Regions from separate parts of the Homo sapiens genome. Here all the other regions are linked to region 4. The links are chromatin contacts, found by Hi-C or POLR2A ChIA-PET in ENCODE. All regions are on one chromosome and are shown on one strand. Each heading gives the region's core, a stretch centred on a gene start or an enhancer-like site at or near the end of the contact. The rest is flanking DNA. Distances are from core to core; before and after follow the strand shown.

Evidence for each region. Hi-C counts contacts between places; a loop is a spot of excess contacts on that map. ChIA-PET counts read pairs that join two places held with the same protein, here RNA polymerase II (POLR2A). Pooled maps may share reads with other maps.
Region 1: a map with no recorded cell type shows a loop between it and region 4 (20-fold over the local background). The contact joins the enhancer-like site here to the promoter of SMIM12 in region 4. A Hi-C loop is called at or near these places in 1 of 37 single-sample maps with no recorded cell type and 5 of 50 pooled maps. POLR2A ChIA-PET finds 5 or more read pairs at or near these places in 1 of 52 experiments (activated CD4-positive, alpha-beta memory T cell).
Region 2: a map with no recorded cell type shows a loop between it and region 4 (7-fold over the local background). The contact joins the promoter of C1orf216 here to the promoter of SMIM12 in region 4. A Hi-C loop is called at or near these places in 1 of 168 maps with a recorded cell type or tissue (PC-9), 1 of 37 single-sample maps with no recorded cell type and 9 of 50 pooled maps. POLR2A ChIA-PET finds 5 or more read pairs at or near these places in 3 of 52 experiments (GM12878, activated CD4-positive, alpha-beta T cell and naive thymus-derived CD4-positive, alpha-beta T cell).
Region 3: a pooled map shows a loop between it and region 4 (3-fold over the local background). The contact joins the promoter of AGO4 here to the promoter of SMIM12 in region 4. A Hi-C loop is called at or near these places in 2 of 50 pooled maps. POLR2A ChIA-PET finds 5 or more read pairs at or near these places in 2 of 52 experiments (AG04449 and CD8-positive, alpha-beta memory T cell).
Region 5: a map of endothelial cell of umbilical vein shows a loop between it and region 4 (19-fold over the local background). The contact joins the promoter of CLSPN here to the promoter of SMIM12 in region 4. A Hi-C loop is called at or near these places in 6 of 168 maps with a recorded cell type or tissue (B cell, HCT116, PC-9 and 3 more), 10 of 37 single-sample maps with no recorded cell type and 21 of 50 pooled maps. POLR2A ChIA-PET finds 5 or more read pairs at or near these places in 10 of 52 experiments (BJ, GM10248, GM12878 and 6 more).

The regions. Positions count from the first base shown.
Region 1 is chr1:35,505,352-35,508,051 of GRCh38, forward strand. KIAA0319L (KIAA0319 like) reads right to left here. Exons shown (of 21, transcript NM_024874.5): 3 at 1,261-1,784. Among named protein-coding and RNA genes, the nearest start is that of KIAA0319L, 51 kb to the right of the region's middle. RefSeq lists an enhancer at 1,865-1,914. Within about 2 kb of position 1,285, at least 11 of the 41 ENCODE cell types and tissues checked have a DNase peak (open chromatin) inside an H3K27ac peak, as active enhancers do.
Region 2 is chr1:35,717,616-35,720,315 of GRCh38, forward strand. C1orf216 (chromosome 1 open reading frame 216) reads right to left here and starts at 1,269. Exons shown (of 2, transcript NM_152374.2): 1 at 1,092-1,269. It also overlaps a transcript of CLSPN not described here. RefSeq lists a silencer at 1,001-1,430.
Region 3 is chr1:35,806,581-35,809,280 of GRCh38, forward strand. AGO4 (argonaute RISC component 4) reads left to right here and starts at 1,436. Exons shown (of 18, transcript NM_017629.4): 1 at 1,436-1,855. The coding sequence starts at 1,837. It overlaps CLSPN-DT (CLSPN divergent transcript), which reads left to right. Exons shown (of 3, transcript NR_199050.1): 3 at 165-360. RefSeq lists enhancers at 610-1,109, 2,209-2,488 and silencers at 1,319-1,528, 1,809-2,058.
Region 4 is chr1:34,858,344-34,861,043 of GRCh38, forward strand. It overlaps SMIM12 (small integral membrane protein 12), which reads right to left and starts at 1,406. Exons shown (of 2, transcript NM_138428.6): 1 at 1,334-1,406. RefSeq lists a silencer at 1,228-1,357.
Region 5 is chr1:35,768,707-35,771,406 of GRCh38, forward strand. CLSPN (claspin) reads right to left here and starts at 1,272. Exons shown (of 25, transcript NM_022111.4): 1 at 1,141-1,272. The coding sequence starts at 1,164. CLSPN-DT (CLSPN divergent transcript) reads left to right here and starts at 1,389. Exons shown (of 3, transcript NR_199050.1): 1 at 1,389-1,542. RefSeq lists a silencer at 885-1,114.

The DNA of each region.
Region 1 (2,700 bases), core at 35-2,534, 650 kb after region 4:
ATTAACCCCACCCCAGTACAATCCTACACATCCTTCAAGAAATGTTAAACATCTCGGAGAAGTCTTACCTGCACATACACACCACTTGCCTGCTGAAGTGAATCACTTCTTGTGTTCTTACTGCATTGTGTACATAAGTATGTTAATGCAATAATTATACACCACTGTAAATACCTATCTTCATGTATCAGTCTCCACTAGATTATAAACTCCCTGAGGGAATGAACCATTCTTATTCACCTTTGTATCTCTAAGGCTTAGAAAAGTGCCTGACATTGACAGTAGGTAGCCATAAATGTTTATGGGCATATTAAATCTAGGATTGTTCTCTAATACTGCACTAAAAAGTTTTTTTCTTAATATTAAATCTGGGTTCCAATTCTAGCTATGCTGCATGATCACTGGCAAACTGTTTAACCTCTCTGGGCCTCAGTTTTCTCACCAGGTAAACAGGGCTAATAATGCCTACTTGGAAATATTGCTATGAAAATTAAACAAAATGATACAGTGCAACAATTAGTACACAGAGCGCTTGGCATGTCATAGCCCACTCTGGCTTCAACTTGATAGAGACAACTAGGACAAAACAAATACAAAAATAAGTCACAGCAATCAAGGAAGACTGAGCAGAGAGTGAGTCATTCCTTTTAATCATTTCCCCAAGGAGATCAACAATGAAGAAACATAATAAGCAGAATAAACTCTACTGGTGGTATCTCCCTTGGCATATACAGCTTGGTGAGAATTCACTCCAGAGACCTCTTGGCTAATGGCCACATCCTGCTCCACAGCCCAGCAGGTCAGATCTTAATCTGTAGTACCAAGCATGGTTAATTCTGACTGGAATAGAAACTACCTCATAAAGAATGTGTTTACAGGCGAGAGATGGAGGAGAACTTGACTGTAACCACATCAATCAACTGTTTTGCAATTTGGCAGAAAATACTGCAGAATGGTTGGTGAATACTAACAGCCATACAACTGTACTTACCTGTAGCCAAGAACCAGCTTAGACTAGATAATGAGCAGCTTTCTGCATTTACCAAAACAATGGTCAGACCTACATAGCATGAACATCTCTAGGGTCAAATTACCCTTTGTACATCTGGGCAGCACCAAAGAAGCTGACACCAAGCAGCTTTATATATACACTCCTCAGCCTATGAGCACTGCCCGCAAGCATCAGCTTCATTGCTCATATATACCAAATGTAAGAGCAGATTTAACCATTTCTCTGCTCCTTATTCATAGCATGCTTACCTCTGCAGAGCCACTGGTAGTCAGACCACCTAATTCGTTGGAGTCATTCACTTTAGAATGCTGTGTCACTATAGGTGTAACTACGTCACTGGGACTACCTCTCTTCTGAAGCTTCCTGATTAAGCTCTGCTGGTCACTGGAAGATACAGCAGGTCTGAGTGCAGCTCTGGGTGGGCTCTGCCTCCAAGATGCCCAGTTCCAACCTAGCCCCAGAAGATGTGGTACATCATCTTCAGGTAGAAAGCCCAAATCATCTGCAGTTTGGAATTTTTTTAAAAACACCAGCATGGAATTGGAGGAGTGTGTCCTAAAAGCCCGGCAGCTCTGGGGCCTGCTGCAGTCTGCCTGAATGCACATCCCTTCTAGCCACCAAAAGACATGGCAGGCAGAGTCCTGGCAGCAGGCAGCCCAACATGACTGGAGAGAGGGGGTTCCTTCAAGAAGCCAGAGGTGATTTTCTCCCCCAGATCTCAGGCCAACTCCAAATTGTGTCTTCCCCTGCTGGCACCTGCTCTCACTGGCATCTAAAAACAAAGAATGAAAACATTTTCAGATGAAATAAAAACAGAGACTACTGCTCCATAAAGAGCCCTGAGAACCAACATTTGAGGTTATTTTGAAGACGAGTTTTTAAGAGGGTGAGAAAGCCATCTAGTGAGTGGAACAAAGGAAGTGAAAGAGAGTGTTTTTTGTCTTCGGATATTTTAGGTTCTAGAAATACTGCTCCACATTCATTAATTGTTCTCCTTCTCAATGAGTTCCTGCCATGGAGACCTTTTACACAGAATGTCACTTCATAAACAGGAAAACAAAAACAAAAACAAAAACAAAAAAAGAGGTATTCTGGTGGAAGCATATGCAGGGAAGTGGCAAGTTGGGAGGAAGAGGGCAGAGTCCCAATACCTGATGACCTCCCACTCACCTCCAAGGTATTTCTCAGGGACAATGTGAGAACTGTGGGACCAGAAGAACAGGTAGCAATGTGAGAACTGTGGGACCAGAAGAACAGTTTCCCCAGCAAACTGGCAGCAACACAGACTGAGTACTCTGAACCTCATGCAGTTAATAGGCACATTCATTCTTTAACCAATCATTTGCCAAAGTCAAATGGTTTTGCATATCATAGTATCAGCCAGAGTGGTAGTCAAGATTACCAAAAATTTTAACCACGAGAGCAATTCTGCTAGAAAGAACTTCCTAATGACAAGTCATGTCATGATAAGAAATAATGGAACCTAAGTACAACAGTGACATGCTATGGGTAACCTAAATAATATGATCCAAAATTCTGGCTAATGTTGCTGATGGATAAACTTTGGACTGTTTTAATTATTTCAGGTATGGCATTGATTTTTCTGAAATAGTATCTCACCTCTGTTTTCTTAGATGAAGTCAAAACTTGTTCTAAATGGAAGTGATTATGTGAGTTCATTTTAAGGT
Region 2 (2,700 bases), core at 19-2,518, 860 kb after region 4:
GGTCCCCACTGCGCTGGGTATACACTGTCTTATCCAACTTTGCATCCGTCCCTGGCATACATGGTCGACGATCAGTGAATGTCTATTCAACTGGCATTTTTGGTTTGTGGTAATGATCTTGTAATAGCAGTTTGTAATCTGGCTTGGACCTCCTGTATATATCCTCCATCATATTCCCCAGAGTCAGCCAGCATAGAGCCCTGAACCAGGCTGTCTGTGCATACAGGTACTTGCTAAGTGAGTGAATGGGAGAAGAGACTGCAGTGAATTTCCATGCTCAGGAATCCACTCTTGACTCCCCAGGGCTGGAAGAGCTGGGTTCTGGAAGAGCTGGGTTTGGTTCCCTTTCCTACCCCAGCCAGGGAGCCCCGCCTTCCCCAGTGACAAGCTTTTCTTCTGAGCCTGCCCCCTTCCCTCCCAATGCCTCTGGAACACAGCCACTATCTTGCGGTCCCCGTCCCTAGCTTGCTCCATTCTGAGGCCCTGGAGGGAGGGCATACCACACCACTCTTCTCTCCTCCATAACCTGCTTCTAACCAAAATTAGGATTTGAACTGACAAAGGGATTCTACTGACCAAACAGCACTGGGATTAGAACAATTGAAGAGCATGAAGAGGAAGGGTATTGTAAGTGGAGCCGGCACTGGAAGGCGCTCCATAGGTGGCATGGACCCTCCCCACCCCCAGCAATGGGCAGAGAAGTCCTGGGGAGAAGGGTGTAGGAACAGTTCGTTTCTAATCGCCCTCTAAGCAAGGCTTGTGGGAAGGTGCCTAGAGATCTCCCCTCGCCCCAATTTTTTATTTTTCCTATACTTGGATGGGGCCGTGAAGGAAGCTGGGATGGGGTGGGGGTGGCGCTAGGGATCACAGGGTTCTCAGAGATAGTAAAATGAGAACCCCGACACGCCAGGACTAGGTCTCCGCCCAAACAGGAGGCAGCCTCCTTTTCTGGCCTTGCGGGAGTGGGAGACCACCCCAGGAGACAGAGACCATCCTTCCCTAGTCTCCTCGAAGGAGGCCACTGTGACTCCCCGCTTCCCGCGGCTGAGCCCCAAGCCCCACCCCGCCTCGGGCCCCAGACTCGGACTCACGGCGTAGAGGCGCCCGCTCCGGCGCGTCTGGCTCTGGCTCCGCCCGGCCCTGGTGGTGTCTAGTCCCTGGGCTGGGGGTTCCTCGGCCTGGGCGTCTCCGCGGTCCAGGCGTGGGTGCGGGGCTCCCGGGCAGCGCGCCCAGCCCCAGTCCCGGACTGCGGAGTCAGGCGGCGTCTGCGCAGCAGGGCGGAGCGACCGGTCCCACGTGGGCCGGTTCGGTTTTCCGCGGAGCCCCGCGCCAGGCCCCTGCGCCGGAACCGCTTCGCCCCCGCGCGGGGCCGCGTTGACCCAGGCCTTCCAGGTCCGGTGCTCTCTCCTATTGGCATTCGCTGGGCCCTTCCCATCAGTTAGCCTCGCTGCAGACACCGTGCCATTTTCAAGTGAAATCTGATTAGTCACCACCTTCCGGCGTTAAACTCCTCAATGGCTTCCCCACCGCCGGGACAACCCCTAAGGCGGTAGCCGCGGGGCTCTGTGCGTCCTGCCCTTCGTCTGCCTCTCCGGCTTCGTCCTCTACCCTCCCTCTCCGCAGTTACCCTCCCACACGCCCCTTTCCGCCACGCGGCTTTGGCACGCACTGTTCCCTCGGTCTAGCATTCTCTTCCCCCTCTCGACTTACTCCTATTTCAGATCTCTTCTCGGAGAGATCTCTGACTCCCTAGATCACGTTCGTTCCCCCCTTTATGTCAGAGCACATTCCTTTTCTTCATAGCATTTATCACAATTTGGAATTATATATTCCTTTTTGTGCTTACTTGACTAAAGTCACTGAGGCCGGGTGCGGTGGCTCACGCCTGTAACCCCAGCACTTTGGGAGGCCGAGGCGGGCAGATAACCTGAGGTCAGGAGTTTGAGACCAGCCTGGCCAACATGGTGAAACCCCATCTCTACTAAAAATACAAAAATTAGCCGGGCTTGGTGGCGGGCGCCTGTAATCCCAGCTACTTGGGAGGCTGAGGCAGGAGAATCGCTTGAACCTGGGAGGTGGAGGTTGCAGTGAGCCAAGACTGCACCACTGCACTCCAGTCTGGGCAACAGAGTGGGACTCCGTCTCAAAAAAAAAAAAAAAAAAAAAAAAAAAAAGAGAGAGAGAGAAAGAAGATCCAAGCCTGGGACAGGGCTCAGGGCTGATGTCCTGTACCCGGGACGGGGGCTCTCCGCAGGACACAGAGCCCACCCATGATGCCTGTGAAGTGGGTACCAGTGCTTTTGCCCAGGTGAGGAGGAACAGCGTGATAAAAAAGGGTCTTGGGTTCCAAACTCCAGTGGATTCTTCTCAGAGCTCCACTCTACTGAAGCTTGACCCCCCTCACTCTTTTGCACCCTGGGGAAATGTGAAGTTGGGGGCCCTGTTTGGAATAAAAGAGAACAGAGTTCAGTAATTGCTGACCCTAATATATGAGGTGCCCTCTTCCAGTTTCAATTTGATTCCAAGTCACCATTCTGCAACCTAGAGACTAATTGGCAAATTAAATCACACCAAGAAATCCTATATGCAAAAACAGGGAAAATGGAAAAGAAATTTTTATGATTATGATGACTATTTTAAAAGGGAAAAGGAAATAAGAAGGAGAAGGCAGAAGTAATTCAAACTTTGCACACTCCTCCA
Region 3 (2,700 bases), core at 186-2,685, 950 kb after region 4:
ATCCCACCACACATGCTAGGGGCCTAAATTATCCCCCACCCCAATAATTTGTATATTGAAGTCCTAACTCTAGCACCCCAGGATGTGACTGTAATTGGAAACAGGGTCTCTGAAGAGGTAATTAAATTAAAACGAGGTCACTAGAGTGAGCCCTACTCTAATAGGACTGCTGTCCTTATAAGAAGAGGAAATTTGGACACAGACGTGCACAGAGGGAAGACCACGTGAAGTCACTGGGAGAAGGCCACTATCTACCAAGTGAAGGAGATAGGCCTCAGAAGGAACCAACCCTGCCTACATCGTATCTCTGACTGCCAGCCTCCAGAATTGTGAGAAAATAAATTTCTGTTGTTTAAGCCACCCAGTCTGTGGTACTTTGTTACGTTATGCCGTAGCAAAGGAATACAACACACACACACAAACTCATCGTACCTTTTCAATTGGTGGACAAGGGGCTCCTTCCTTCTGCTGACTAGAAACTGCTTCTTGGCCTGTTGTCCAGTGTTCTCCCACTCAAAGTCCTTACTGAAAGCCCTAAAGATGCTGTGCCTGCTGGGCTGACCATGCTGCCTTGGAGGTGGTGCTGCTCCCTTGGCTTTTGTCTGCTAAGGGGAAGGCATCCAAGAAAGCAAGACCTTTCTCTCTCTCTCTCTCTTTTATTTTTATTTTTTTTTTTTCAGACAGTCTTGCTCTGTCGCCCAGGCTGGAGTGCAGTGGCCCGATTTCGGCTCACTGAAACCTCTGCCTCCCGGGTTCAAGCGATTCTCCTGCCTCAGCCTCCCAAGTAGCTGGGATTACAGGCGCCTGCCTCCACGCCCGGCTAATTTTTTGTGTTTTTAGTAGAGATGGGCTTCCGCCATGTTGGCCAGGATGGTCTCAAACTCCTGACCCCAGGTGATCCACCCGCCTCCGCCTCCCAAAGTGCTGGTATTACAGGCGTGAGCCACCACGCCCGGCCAAGACCTTTCTCTTCTAAAGTGACTGGTGATTTGCTGACCAGAGGCGCTTGTCATGGGACCAGGGAGGGAATGCATCATTCATCAGGGTCCATTCCCGTGGTGCCTTCCGGCTATACGGAGAGGGACGCGCAGTTGGGTGTGTGGTGCTGAATGAAGGGATGAAGGAGGACTGCTAGCGTCTAAGGTGACCCTAAAAGACGAGATGACAGAAGCGATCTGGGGTGGGAGGAGGGAGGAGGGAGGCGAGGTGGCTCCTGTGAATCTCAGTACACTTTCCACTCACAGAAGTGGAAAACTGAATCTGTGGGTCAGCGGAACTGGAATCCAGATCTTTTGCAGGACGCCCTGGGGGGATGGCACGTAGCCCCCAGAGCCGTTGGCCACCGGACGGCCTCCTCGGGTGGACGGGGCAGAGCGGGCCAGCGGGCGCGTGCCCGACACGTCCACCGGGCTCTGCACCCTCCGGGCGCGCGCTCGTTCCCCGACCCGCCTCGCCGCCTGCCGGGCTCTGTGGACCCCGCGCCCGGGGCCGCGCACGCCCCCTCCGCCCGCCGGGACCCTGGGTCCGCGCACCCCGCGCCCCCTTCCCTCCCGGCGGGCGCGCGCGCTGGCTCCCGCTCCCGCTCCCGTTGGCGGCGGCGGCGGCGGCGGCGGCGGGGATTGTTTTTGTTGTCGCTGAGGCCGGAAGAGCCGGAGCCGGGTCCCTGTCCCCGGGCCGGGCGCCGCCGCCGCCCCCTGCCCAGCGCCCGCGTCTCCGCGGCGCCACCCCAGCGCCAATATTCCGGAGATCAAGCGTTACGCGGCGGCGGCGGCGGCGGCGGCGGGGCCCGGAGCGGGAGGCGCCGGGGACCGGGGCGAGGCGGCCCCCGCCGCCGCCATGGAGGCGCTGGGACCCGGTGAGGAGCGAGCTCGGGTCGGGGCGGGACCCGGGACCCGGGACCCGGGGCGGGCGGCCGGGACTTTCGCTGCCCCGTCGCCTCGCCGGGTTCGGGCCGCCAGGCCTCGGGGAAGGGGACCCGAGCCCCGCAGCACGAAGCGGAGGGAGCTGACCCGGGCCTGGGGGGCGGTGACCGCGCCCCAGCCGGCCGTTGGGTGGATCCCGAGGTCCAGGGGGGAGGTTCGGGAAGGTGACCGGCGCTGCCGGGCGGAGGCCACTCTTGGCCCCACCTCGGGGAGACGATATGTGCCCGGGGTCGCGACGAGGGTAGTTTGGGCCTCAGAAGGGGGCGATCCGCTACCCAGTGCGCGCGGAGGCCTGGCCCAGACCGGGAAAAGGGCCCCGCTGCCTACTACCAGCCGGTAGTCCTGGTTTGGGGCCGCGCCCCTATTTTTCTTTGCACTGGCAGATGGTCCAGAGCCTTCAGATGAGGAAGAAGAACTTCATCCAAACACCTCTCATGATCTCTGAAGGTCAAGGGACAAAATGCCCACCCTTTCTGAAAGGCCCTGATGTCCCAAAGAACATGGTCCTGTGCCTCTGTCACTCAGTCTGTGTGTTAGTCTCAGAGTGGTCTGAGCCAGCCTTTGAGTGACACAGGAGTTGCCAGTCAGTCTGCTCCACCACAGGCTTCAATGCCCTGAGTTCTCTTCTAATTGGGTTATGAGTGGTTGTGAGGATCAAATGAAGGAGAAAGTGCTTTGGAAACTAATTTGTTGTGGATATGGATGGCCTCTGGTTATTTCTCTCTATCCAAACCAGAAGAACCATTCCAGGCTGTAACAAGTGTCCTGAGTATTGGGG
Region 4 (2,700 bases), core at 156-2,655:
CTCCAATTTCAAAGCCTACACTCTTTCTAGTGGGAAGAACACACTGCAGAGGTATACGGTTTCTGTCCAAACCCTGGACTTAGGGAGAGCTTCCTACAGTTTTTTCCCATCAGCCTGGCATTTCATTACCTAGAAGAGCTTTCCTTTTCCCAAACTCTGAGATTGTACTCAGGGATTTATGAAATTCAGAGACATAGTAATAGTTAAAAGAGGCACCTCTGAAGAATCCCAAACCTAATACTTCTCCATTTTACTTCCACCTTTAAAGCAAGTCCTCTGTATAAGTAAATGCTTCCCTAAATAGCAACTGTCCGTTCAGATTTCCAAACCTGTCTTAAAACATATCGCGCATGAGTTCACAACTATCTCTCACATGCAGCATAAAGTCTCTCGCTACCGTCCTGCTCACATTCTAATCATTCCCAAATAAGTCAATTCATTCCTTTATTCGACACTTATAACCACTTACTCTGTGTCAGGCACGATGCTGGCTTACCCTGTCTGCGTTTCTCAAGACACTTTAAGCTCCAAAAGGCTAAGAACCGTGTCTGTCTGGCCCAATTATGCCCTATCCATCCAGGCACCTCTCCTACCCTGCCTGGCAGAGTGCCCAAAAAAGGTCTGCTGAACGAATGAATGACAGCCCAAACTCCCTAGTGTAAAATCACAACATCCTCCACCCACTCTCCCCCAAAAGGTGGCAGGAGCATAACAGATGCCTTTGCTGATTACAAAAACCTAAAGACTCCATCATAGTCGTCCCCAGGCAGGGTATCACAATGAAAGAGGCAAAAGTGTCTGAAAAACACTGTGACGCATATTTCCAGCCCGGCATGGAGGACGTCTGCCAAAAGCATCCGGTAAAGGTCAACTGGGCTGCTGGGAAACCTGCCCCAGTGCGAGGGCCCGGAGGCCCAACGAGGCCAGAAGCCGTAGTCCCAAATTCAAGAACTACTAACAAGGACACAGGAGGCCTGAGAAGGCGGAAGAATTAGCCCTGACAGTCACTAGAGCGCAGTCCAGGAATGGGAGCGCAAGTAAGGCGAAGGTCCATCCAAATGGCTACCCTTCTCCCTTCTGTGAGTCTCCCGGTCCCCTGTCCCTAGCCCACCTCATTCATGGCCTCATCAACGTCCGTCCTCATTGAGGTGCCGAGAAGCCCTGTCTGCGGAGGGCTACCTGGGCTCCCAGACTTGGCACCAGAACACCCGCCAGAGAGGGGAGCTGGCAGATCTGGCCGGGACCGGGGTGGACCCTAGCGATCACTCCTCCCGTAACTCAGAGGTTACTGGCCTGGGCTGACCCGACCTGCTCGCCGGGACCGCGCGCTCACCTGCGGCCCAGCCCACACTCCCCAGTGCGGCCCCCGCTCTCCGCCCGCTCGCCGGGAGCACGGAAGTCGCCGCACCCAGCGGCCCGCGGGACCTTGCCCTGTGACCCTGCCCACTGGCCGCCGGCTCTCTCGGAGCGCAGGGATTGGCTGAACTTCAGCCAAAGGACGGAAGGAAGCTAGGCGTCCGCAACTGGGCCCCACTGCGCTGAAATGGACGTCGCGCCCTCTGTTGGCCGGGAGGTTTCTCAGTGATGTCGCCACGTGTTTTCTGCGTGGAAAAAGTGAAAGATCATCCAGTCATTTTTTTCAACTGATGTTTATTAGGCGTCTTCTAAGACCTAGGTCTGGGCACGCAAAAACAAAAGACATGATCCCTGACCTCAAGAAGCTCTTCTTAGAAGAGTATATTTTAGTGCTTTAAGACCTCTTGGGATCCGGGCTAGCTTTCTAGTGACCTTGGGAACATTATTAACCTGTCTGAGCCTCCCTTCCCCTTCTGTGTAGAGGTAATAACACCCATTTCGCAAGGATGGTGTGAGGGTTGGAAGAGATAATATTTGTAAAGTACTGTGGCAGGCACACAGCCAGCAGGGAAATAAATGTGGCTATTGTTAGTGTAAAAATAATTCAAATATAGTAAAACCTAAGTCTTACATGACCTCTTGGGTACAAGTATTCACTTCCTCCTCTGTGTCCCCACTGTACCCTATACAGACATCAATTTTATCATATACAGAAAAGTCCCAAAGCTCAAGCTTGTTAATGCTCCCACAAGGCCCTTCCCACCCTCATCCCACTAATCTCAGCCTGCATATTTATTTTGCTCGCACATACTAAACCCGGCAGACCACACTGTTTCACACCTCAGTGCCTTATTGATGCTTTTTCATCTACCTTCCCACCTTTTTTGTTGTTGTTGTTCAATTTCACTCTTGTTGCCTGGGCTGGAGTGCAATGGCGTGATCTCGGCTCACCGCAACCTCCGCCTCCCAGGTTCAAGTGATTCCCCTGCCTCAGCCTCCTGAGTAGCTGGGATCACAGGCATGCACCACCACGCCCGGCTAATTTTGTATTTTTAATAGAGAAGGGGTTTCTCCATGTTGGGGAAGCTGGTCTCGAACTCCCGACCTCAGGTGATCTGCCCGCATCGGCCTCCCAAAGTGCTGGGATTACAGGCGTGAGCCACTGCGCCTGGCCGCTTTTTTTTTTTTTTTTAACAGGACTCTCGCTCTGTTGCCCAGGCTAGAGTGCAGTGGCACAATCATAGCTCACTGCAGCCTCAACCTCCTGGGCTCAAGTGATCCTCCCACTTCAGCCTTCCGAGTAGCTGGGACCACAGATGCACACCACCAGGCCTGGCTAATTTT
Region 5 (2,700 bases), core at 22-2,521, 910 kb after region 4:
ATGCACTGATGATCCTCTCAACAATCCAAAGCAGTAAAACTATTACTTCTGTTTGTGAGTGTGGAAACCGAATTTAGGTAACCAGACAGCTCAAGGAATAGGGCTGCTTTGAATGACGATTATCTTCTAGGCAATTTGCAGCAACGTCAAAGGGCAGGGCCAGTAACAGGGTGGGGTGAGGTCTCAAAAAATTCAGTAATCAAAATGAATAACATTAATGCAATATTTTTTAAAAAATTAAATCAATAATCTACAGCTCATGAGGTAAATAATATGCCCGCTTTTGTAAATAAAGTTTATTGGAAACAGGGATGGAATTAGGGTGAGGTGATTGAGGCAAGGTCGTGCAAATGACTGGTCGGATCTCGTCTTTGTTTAAACGTCTGATATTTTGTTCAATATCAAATCATAAAAAGTTTTTGCATTAATTTTGGTTTTTTAAAAATATTGCATTAAAATATGAGTTTGATTGAGGGTTTTGGCGCCCCTTTAAATTTTGCTCCTAAGGCGGGAGTGCCTTGCCCGAATCCGGCCCAGAAAGGACACAGCTCTGGAAACATCTGTTTTCTATGCCCAATTTCGCCAGGGAGCTGCCAGCCACCAGCCAGGAGCCCCAGCGGTGACTTCCCCACTCGGGGCCCGGTCGGAAAACGCAAAGGGCCTGCGCGCGATGACCTCCAGGGCCCCTCCCAGGCCCAGTGTGGAACTCCCTAACACCCTCGCTCGCCCTCTCTCTGCGGAGAATCCCCCCGCACCGCTGCGGCCGGGTTCGGCTAGAGCCTCCCGGCTTTCAGAGCACCCTGAGGGGAGGAGCTTCCGCGACAGGAAACGCGCCAAAGGGGAGGGCTGGCGGCAGGAACCGGCTGAAGAGGGGCTGGGCTGCCGGCAGTGCGCGCCGCAGAGACCTGGAGCTCTCCGGCCACGGAGCCCGAAGCGCGGGAAGCCCGGCGGCGGGACGGGATGCCCGGTCGGAACCCATCCCGGCCGAGTCTCGAGGCCGCGGGAGCCGGCGCGGCGAACGCCGGGAGCCGCAGTCCTCCCGCCCGGGCGCCTCGGGTCAGCGGGGTCTACCCCGGCCCCACCTAACCTCTCGGTGCCCGGCCTTCTAAGCCCCCGTGGGGGGCGTGTGCATAAACTCACCTCAGAACCCACCTCGCCTGTCATGACTTCTGCCTCCCCTGCGCTCCACTAGGGACGGAGCTGTCTCTGATTCCCTCAGCCGGAGAGCAGCGGCTCCCGCCGTCTCCAGCCCAGCAGTGCTGTTCTTGCTTTCCCGCCCAGCCAGAGTGGAGGTCCCACCCAGATGGTTTGCACCAATCCAGAGGGGGCTTTCCAGCGAGTCCCCGCCCCCTTCCGACCCACCAATCACGCAGCGCCTCTGGCCGCCCAATCTCCTATTACCCAGGCTGAGTTGGCGGGTCGCAGCTGCTGGTAGCGGAGCCTGGGGGAGCTGGAGGTGCACGGGGGCGGGGCAGTCGGTACCAGGCGAGCCGTGGTCTTTGACCTTTGACACTTGCCAAAGCATCGAGTGCGATTGGAGGGGTGAGTCTTTCGGGGGGAAGTGAGCTGGGAAACGGTTCCTGGGCACCTGGGAGTGTCCTGTACCTGAACTTTTTAGAGGAATTCCAAGGTTCCCGTGGGGATTTTCTCCACTGACTTCATTTCTGGAGCAGCTAGATCCTGTGTGCCTCTTGTACATGACACTTACCACTGAATATATATATATATATATATATATATATATATATATATATATACACACACACACACATATGTACACACATATATACATACACATATATACACATACACATGTATGTGTATACACACACACTTTTTTTTTTTTTGAGATGGAGTCTCCCTCTGTTAGCCAGGATGAAATGCAGTGGCGCGATCTCGGCTCACTGCAACCTCCGCCTCCCGGGTTCAAGCGATTCTCGTGCCTCAGCCTCCTGAGTAGCTAGGATTACAGGCACCCGCCACCAACCCCTGGCTAATTTTTGTATTTTTAGTAGAGACGGGGTTTCACCATGTTGGCCAGGCTGGTCTCGAACTCCTGATCTCAAATGATCCTCGCCTCGGCCTCCCAAAGTGCTGGGAGGCCTCATACCCCTCACAGGCGTGAGCCACTGTGCCCGGCCCACTTTTATTTTTTAAAGAGGGCCGGGCTCCATGGCTCACGCTTGTAATCTCAACGCTTTGGGAGGCCGAGGTGGGAGGATGGCTTGAGTCCAGGAGTTTGAGGTTAGAGTGAGTTATGATCGCACCACTGCACTTCAGCGTAGGCGATAGAGGGAGACCTTGTCTCTAAAGAAAAAAGTTTTGTGGGCTGCTCAGATACCAAAGAATATGGTTGGATAATCTTTATAATTCTCTGTAGAGTTAATTTGAGGATGTAGAAAGCACTCATCACTCCTAGAGGGCATTCTACCTTTAAACAAGGCTGGAAAAAGAATTGAAGCTCTGAAATCAGGTTTATCCCAGACACAGTTCTTTTTTTTTTTTTTTTTTTTTTGTTGAGACAGAGTCTCTCCCTGTCACCATGGCTGGGTGCAATGGCGTGATCTCGGCTCACTGCAACCTCCGCCTCCCGGGTTCAAGCGATTCTCCTGCCTCAGCCTCCTGAGTAGCTAGGATTATAGGCATGTGCCACCACGCTCAGATAATTTTTTGTAACTTTAGTAGAGACAAGATTTCACC